2 separate regions of the Homo sapiens genome follow, and region 1 is linked to region 2. A link is a contact called in ENCODE Hi-C or POLR2A ChIA-PET data. All regions are on one chromosome and are shown on one strand. Each heading gives the region's core, a stretch centred on a gene start or an enhancer-like site at or near the end of the contact. The rest is flanking DNA. Distances are from core to core; before and after follow the strand shown.

Evidence for each region. Hi-C counts contacts between places; a loop is a spot of excess contacts on that map. ChIA-PET counts read pairs that join two places held with the same protein, here RNA polymerase II (POLR2A). Pooled maps may share reads with other maps.
Region 1: a loop to region 2 is called in a map of B cell, with 4 times the contacts of the local background. The contact joins the promoter of SMIM14 here to the enhancer-like site in region 2. A Hi-C loop is called at or near these places in 1 of 168 maps with a recorded cell type or tissue (B cell), 1 of 37 single-sample maps with no recorded cell type and 4 of 50 pooled maps. POLR2A ChIA-PET finds 5 or more read pairs at or near these places in 2 of 52 experiments (WTC11 and activated T-cell).

What each region holds. Positions count from the first base shown.
Region 1 is chr4:39,636,235-39,640,134 of GRCh38, forward strand. SMIM14 (small integral membrane protein 14) reads right to left here and starts at 2,631. Exons shown (of 5, transcript NM_174921.3): 1 at 2,505-2,631. SMIM14-DT (SMIM14 divergent transcript) reads left to right here and starts at 2,906. Exons shown (of 6, transcript NR_183845.1): 1 at 2,906-3,060. RefSeq lists an enhancer at 2,573-3,290.
Region 2 is chr4:38,758,226-38,762,328 of GRCh38, forward strand. It overlaps the pseudogene RNA5SP158. Among named protein-coding and RNA genes, the nearest start is that of TLR10, 23 kb to the right of the region's middle. RefSeq lists enhancers at 2,753-2,902, 2,923-3,092, 3,143-3,192, 3,293-3,602. Within about 2 kb of position 2,851, at least 9 of the 41 ENCODE cell types and tissues checked have a DNase peak (open chromatin) inside an H3K27ac peak, as active enhancers do; they include B cell, where a contact is called at or near this core.

The DNA.
Region 1 (3,900 bases), core at 1,381-3,880, 880 kb after region 2:
ACTGCCTGGGGCCTGAACATCTGATCAGCATTTGGAATAGAGTATAACTATGGAACAGAACTAAATCTTTACCCGAATCAAACCACTGAGTAGCAAAAACTACTTAAACTTTCATATTATCCTCAGGCTGTGCTTTCTTTCCCAAGAGCCAAACAAGTGAGGTCTTACTTTGCCACACAATGCATATTAATTTCTTAAATGTTACATTATCATAGAGATTTGTGAGGAAATCTTTTAAAACCATGCTTTTAATAATTATGGTTTGCCAAACATAGAAGTCCCCCATTATCCACAAGGGATACATTCAAAGAAACTCCAGTGGGCTGGACCTGGTGTCTCAGCATCCCTGTAATCCTAGCATTTTGGGAGGCTGAGGCCAGAAGATCACTTGAGCTTAGGAGTTTGAGACCAGCCTGGACAACACAGTGAGATCTCGTCTCTATTAAATTTTAAAATTAAAAAATTATAAAACAACCCCCCCCCAGTGGATGCCTAAAGCCCATATAGTACAGAACCCTATATATGGACTGTTTTTTTCCTATACACACCTACGATAAAATTCAATTTATAAATTAGGCACAGTAAGAGACTGACAATAGTTAATAATAGAACAGTTATAACAATATACTATAATAAAAGTTATGTGAATGTGGTCTCTGAAAATATGATTGTATTTTCAAACTGCGGTTGACCACAGAAACTGAAACTCGGGAAACCCCTGAAAGTGAAACCACGGATAAGGGGGCACTACTGTGTAGTGAATACGCTCTAAAATTTAAGGTCCAAAGTCCATGTCTGAAAAATTTAAATTATTACTCAAAAAAGAAGTACTAGAATGTGAAAAAGCAGGTTATGTACTGAAAAGCATATGTGGTATGATACCATATTTGTATAAAATATATAAATGCAAAAAAGTAGTTTAGAAGGGTATAAACTAACATTTTGGTGATCTTTGGGTGGCAGGATTATTGATTTTTTTTTCCTATCTGCTTTTATCAACATCTTCTCTATTACACAAAGTATTTCGTATAACCAAAAATATTAGTTATAGGCTAGCATAAAAGGTAAAAAGCTGAAAAAGAACTTCAAGAAATCTTTCCTTCTTCTAAATCAGAAGGATTCCAACTACAGTAGTAAGAAAAAATATCTCAACGGCAAACACTGGAGAAAAGATTCGTTAAGGGGTTCATGTTATACCACAAGGACATACCCTTCAAGGAAATAATCTAAACTCATAACTCTTCCTGGGTTTGATAAGGAGCAATTAACTATCACGTACTGTTGTTCTTTCTTGCTGTTAACCACTGAAACACCTCAATTAATGAGTTCTCGGGGGTGAAGCGGTGTTCTTAAACACCACGTTGGAAAAAAAAAAAAAGTTAGGACAAAAAGGTTTGGTTTTCTGGTCGCAGTGCTGTCGACGGCCGCGGAGAGCGGCAAGTTCGGAGCAGGCTACACTAAAGGAATCTGCGCGGCCAGCCACCCTAAGTGGAAGGGAATGCAAAGCCTCCTGCAACCTCCACAGCGCTGGGCAGCAAGAATGCCTCCTAAGCGTCCCAACACTCCAACACCTGGAAGGTCTTACGCTTTCCAAGTTATAATATGTACAGCTGCTGTTTCTGACAATAACACACACAAACTGGAAGGTCTCTTCTGCAAATGTAGCTATTACGTGTGTGAAGCTCATCCGACTCTCTCGATGCAAAAGTAACACATTCTATTAAGGCCACAGCCTCGGTTTTGCCAACTGGGGCAACTGAAAACATCCTACCGACTCTCTACAGCTAGCAAACCATCTCGGCTAAAATCCTGGCACATATAAACAGCCACTTTGGTGAAGTCTGCCTTTAAACAGCAACACGGGACTTCGGGTAGAGCCGGTAACCAGTTTATCACACACTATTAGTTCCAATAAAGGGTGCTGCTACCTCTTTACTGTCAGCCTTGGTTCCACTTACTGAGCAAACAGAAAAAGGGGATCCTTTAAATTCGCGACACAATAGGAGCTAAAAAGCTCTCGCTTTCAGGGTGTCAGCTTTCTCGTCTCACTTATCACAACAAAGGACGCATCCTAGTGACTTCACCGTACCCAGAAAGGGCTGAGGGAGACGGTAAACAAGATAGTGTGGATTTCAGGATTTGTGAGTTTTTCCTTCCAGCTACGACTCTCTTTTTACTCCATGATACGCCTCCACCCGTCGACAATCTGATCCTAAAAATAAAACCACCCGTGGCTACCTTGCCCTTGCCTGCAAAGCCCCGACTCTGACATCCTGCAGAGAATACCCAATTGCAGGCTCTTCGCGGGGGACGCGGGCTCGGCAGCAGCGGAGCTTCTCCCGGTGCAGAATCGCCAGCCCGGCCGAGGAAACGCCAAGCCCGAGAAACAGCCCTGTTCTGCCGCAGCCGCCGCAGTCCCCGAGAGCCTGAGGAGCCCCCAGGAAAAACTGGGGCGAGGGGAGGGTGAGCCAGCAAACGCTGGTGGGAGAGGGGGAGACACTCACCCGCCCAGACAACAACCGATGGGGCGGGGAGGATGGGGGCCGGGACCGAGGCTCGGCAGAAAGACCGCCTGGAGCTTCCAGAAGGCTGCGGCTGCTCCGGACGCTGCTGCCACTGCCGTTTCTGGCCGCCGGCTTCCTCCCCCTCCTCTGTTTTGATTCGAGTGACCACGTCACTCTTAGCCACAAGACCCGGATCTGCCGGCTCCCGCGGGCGGCGGCGCAACAGATTGCAGCGCCTGGAGACTCCAGCTGCCCCGCCTGCCGAGCATGCGCATGCCCAGCGCCTGCCCTGTGCGTCCCGGGAAGCCGGGCGGGAGCCTGCGGCTTCGGACGCCTACGACACGCTGTGCGTGGGGGCGCGGAGTGCGGGGGATGTAGTTCCGGTTGGGAGGGGCGTGGCTGAGGACTGTGAAGCAATCGGGGCGAGGCCGGGTGTCTGTTCAACTCTCCCGCGTATCGTCTGTTTCTTCGGCGGCGGACAGTGTTCTGTAATGTGTCTCCCGTTGCCCGAGCTAAAGGTTTTCCTCGACGGAGTCTTTAGAATACCGTGGTAGAGGTAGACGCGGTTACAAATTGATGTCTGTTGAGACAGTCTACCCCTGTAAAGTGTTTTTGGTTACTCAGGCCCGGATGGAAATTGGAGATGGGGATTACAAAAATACATCAAATGTGGCTGTTATTGATTCCCTTTACCTTAACATTTTTGCACCGGAAACGACCAAAATTAAGTTCAACAGGAATATTAATAAAAGGAATATGTAGTCGGGCTTGGTGACTCATGCCTGTAATCCCAGCACTTCAGGAGGCAGAGGTGGGCGGATCACTTGAGGTCAGGAGTCCGAGACCAGCCTGGCCGACATGGTGAAACCCCATCTCCACTAAAAACACAAAAATTAGCCGGGCATGGTGGTGCCCGCTTGTAGTCCCAGCTACTCGGGAGGCTGAGGTGGAAGAATCGCTTGAACCCGGGAGGCGGAGGTTGCAGTGAGCCGAGATCGCGCCACTGCACTCCAGCCTGGGTGATAGTGAGACTTTGTCTCAAACTAAATAATTAAAGATATGTGACCAAAGATGACTTGCTGGTCAGGAGATAATGGGGAAGTAGGAGGGAATGCTGTGGCTAGGCAGCCAGCCAGCCCAAGTCTTAGTTGCTTTGGTTGTAGAGCTGGAATAAGAGTGCTGCTTTTACCCAATCTTCCTTTTAGAGCAAGTTGGTGCTTCCTATTCTCCCATTCTAGTCTCTGAGTCTCCCCGCTAAATTTTGGGGGCCCTGGAAATTTCCCAATTTGGCAAAATGCAGAACTATATTGTTTTCTTAGGTCCTTCAGTTGGCAAGCTTTAATTAAAATGGGACAAGTGGCGAAGTAAAAGTGAATCCCAAACAAAGATTTTACGA
Region 2 (4,103 bases), core at 1,601-4,100:
GTTAGGAAAATCTACACTAAGAAGAAACTATTGCTATGAGTCTAGTAACTCTTGAAAATGAATTTGCATTGAATTAAATCTAATAACAGCCAATAACATCTATATATATTCAGGGAAGGCTAGTATAGAGATATAAATTATGTTATCTACCAAGCCTCAGACCACGATTGTGGCATAGATAGACTTAGGGCCTCTTGCAACAGCTCCAAAGCTCTCCCTCCAAGTCTTCTCTAAGGCCAGCATTCTTCTTGTCCTATGGGCAACACATAGTCTAGACAGAGGGTAAGGGACATCAACAGAGTAACAACAAGCAGGTTGGTTGGTATTCGATTTTGCTTTGGAGACGAAGATGGCTTTACCTTACAATAAGCAGTCAGGTAGAGCTGGGGGTCATTTTGAGGGGGAAAATAACCCAAACAGAACTGTGTTTTAGGAGAATTAACCTTCCTAGGGTGTATAGGTTGAAGAATGAAAAGGAGATACTGCCCATGGTCTCTTTTTCTCTCTAGTGTAGCTTTTTCAAGCTAGAAGAATAACTATAACAACTTTCTGAAGTCAGTTTCCTCATCTGCAACTTCCCCCACAATCTCCCATCCAAGACCAAGGTAGCCTGATCCCACTAATCATCAGAGACCAGATGAAATCAGGTGTGTTCAGGATTGTACGGTGTGCCATCTATAAAGCACGTGGGGTGTGTTTCTACACTGGGGGTTCCCAGCCTGTGGGCTAAGAATACCGTGGAGAGCTTTGGAGCTGTTGCAAGAGGCCCTAAGTCTATCTATGCCACAACCGTGGTCTGAGGCTTGGTAGATAACATAATTTATATCTCTATACTACTCTTCCCTGAATATATATAGATGTTATTGGCTGTTATTGGATTTAATTCAATGCAAATTCATTTTCAAGAATTACTAGATTCATAGCAATAGTTTCTTCTTAGTGTAGATTTTCCTAACCAACAAATAGTACAAACAAAATGACTGCCACACAGGAGTCTGTAAAATAGAGATCACTATTTTGATCTCACTAAATTGTTCTAAGGTTCAAATGACTAAGTACATGGAGGTGCTTAGAACAGTGCTTGGGACACAGTAAATATGCAGCAAATGCCAACCATTATCATAAAGCAATTCTCATTCCTGAAAGGTGGGGCTCACTCATCTAGATGATCTCTAAAGCCATGCTTTGTGCCTCTGAGCTTTAATGGCTTTCTACATTTTATGAAAAATCTTGTGATGGGGGCAGACATTCTTTGAGATCTGTTGCTGTTGCTGACGCAGAAAGTGCCTTAGCCTATGAGCCATTCTTCTAAGCTTGGATAGAAGGCGTCCTTGGAAGAGGGCCCATATCTCTTCAATTGACAGTGTGGCCCAGAGAGGCCGCAGTCGGAGACCTCTGGGCACTAACACAAGGGCGGTCTGTTTCCTCCAGGGAGGAATGAACTGACTTCTGTTGTGTCCCACGCAGCTCGTCCACTGCAAAGCTCAGCGAAAAATACTAAAGTGACCTCAAGGTGGCACTGCAACCCAAAATTTCACACAAGGGCACACAACCTCAGTTCATTTTGGGGGGTTTTTGTGTTTTTTTGTTAATTTTTGTTTTTTGATCATATCAATTATTTTTATTATCTTTAGAAATAGAAACACAAAACTTAAGAATTTTGTAGAGAATTTGAGTGACTTTAAGAGTGTGTCCTCAGAGTCCAGTTTAAAAAAACAATTCTTCCGACTTTAAAGTCCTGGAGTTGCAGGAAGTATCCTGTCTTCAGGTGAGGGTCTCAGAGGTGATTTATTCCTGAAGTTGGGTATTTGCAAGCTTTTCAAAGCTTTCAGAGCTATCATCATCAGAGGGCCACAAGATGGAGAAGGCACTCCTTGAAATATCCTTTATTTTAGGAAAATAATTTTTCAAAAATTTCAATAGGTTTTGGTGGAACAGATTGTGTTTGGTTACACGCATAAGTTCTTTAGCGGTCGTTTCTGAAATTTTGGTGCCCTCATAACCCAACCAGTGTACGCTGTACCCAATTTGTAGTCTATTATCCCTCACCCCCCCGCTCCCACCCTTTCCCCCGAGGTCCCAAAGTCCATTGTATCATTCTTATGCCTTTGTGGCCTCATAGCTTAGCTCCCATTTATAAGTGAGAACATGCGATGTTTGATTGTCCATTCCTGAGTCACTTCACCTAGAATAATGGTCTCCAATTCCATTCAGGTTGCTGCAAATGCCATTATTTTATTCCTTTTTAAGGCCTTCAGTTTATTTTTTTTAATGATATATGATAGTTTACATATTTATGGAGTACATGTGCTATTTTGTTATATGCATCAAATGTGTAATGATCAAGTCAGGGTATTTGGAGTCTCCATTACCCTGAGTATCATTTCTACGTGCTGGGAACATTTCATGTTCTCTCTTCTAGCTACTTTGAAATATACAATACATTGTTGTTAACTAGAGTCACCCTACTCTGCTATTGAACACCTCCCCCCGTGCAAAAAAAAAAAAAGGATTGTATTGCTCAGTTCATTTTTAAAGCCTTCTTTCTCAAACTTTACTGTGCATAAAATCCAGCCAGGATCTTGCTAAAATGCAGCTTCTGAATCAGTAGGCCTGGGATGGAGCCTGAAATTCTGCATGTCTGACGTCTCTCAGGTGATGCGAACGCTGCAGCCTGGTTTTAGCTGGAATATAGCTTTCAGCAATTCTCTGCTGTTGTTTCTAATTAGGGACAGGAGTGAGAATTAAGAAGACCAGAAAAATGGCCCCTTTCTGTGCCTTTAGGAGGTGATGAAGAGCAAGAAAAAAGAAAAATCAGAAACAACCAAAGAAAACCAAGGCAGCTTTCTCTTTCCATTCCAATCCCATGAGATTTGCGGTTCTGCCCTCGGAGACGACTGATTCAAGGTAGCAGGTGCCCCGGTCAAGATGAGTTGTGGAGAAGACCAGACCTTCCCAGTAGGTTCTTTCCCTGACACAAGGGCTCCTTCCAGATTTTGTTACAGAATTTACAACACATGAAGTGACCCGATGCTTCAGCAAGTGCTTCATGGCTTCCCCCAAAACCAAAGTCAGGGTTCCTGAGAGAGTGCCTAGAAAGTCGGGGTGGAGGTCGGGTGCGGTGACTCACGCCTGTAATCCCAGCACTTTGGGAGGCCGAGGCGGGCGGATTACGAGGTCAGAAGATCAAGACCATCCTGACCAACATGGTGAAACCTGTCTCTACTAAAAATAAAAAATTAGGTGGGTGTGGTGGTGCATGCCTGTAGTCCCAGCTACTTGGGAAGCTGAGGCAGGAGAATCGCTTGAACACGGGAGGCGGAGGTTGCAGTGAGCCGAGATCGTGCCACTGCACTCCAGCCTGGCGACAGAGTGAGACTCCATCTCAAAAAAAAAAAAAAAGTCTGGGTGGAAAGAACCAAGCTTAGAATTGAAGAAGTGTGGAGTCACAGGAAGAGGCGCTCTGCCGGCAGCGTTACTCTTGCATACACAATGAGATTTATTTTAATCCCATGAACTTCTGCTTTCCACAGTGAGAAGGCCCCGTGGGAAGCAACCAATGAAGTGAAACTGCTTCTACCCCAGTGCTGGGCGTCTGTAGGTATGGACAGGCCCTTGCTTTAAGGTAGATGCCCGCCGCAAAACGGGAAGTTGCATTATGGCTGCCTCCCGCTGGGGTTCTTTTTCTCTTGGTATTTTAATTTTTGTTTTTTGGATTTGGTTTGGTTTTTCCTCTTTAAGGATCTTCATATCATTTTTGTCGTTTTTGTTCTTCAGTCTGAAGCTGAGTTTTGAGACAATAAAAAATTCAAAGCCAAATTCGATCTTTTCAGTTTTTAATCTATTGTAATGATTCAGATTAAAGTTTCTCCAGCCACCTGCTTTTAAGGGTGAAGGAGGATGTTGGCTCTATGTTTTCTCCGAGGCTCTGACAATGGAGTTCATTTCCCACCTCTCCCAGGCGGCCTTAGGAGACAAACTTTCCCATTTAATTTGTAGAAAACATGGATCAGGGTGTCCCAGCTGTACCCAAGCCGGGAGTAACAGTTTGGCTTTTATTTGGGTAAATTTTACTCGTCTCCGTCTGTGTGCATGAATTGATA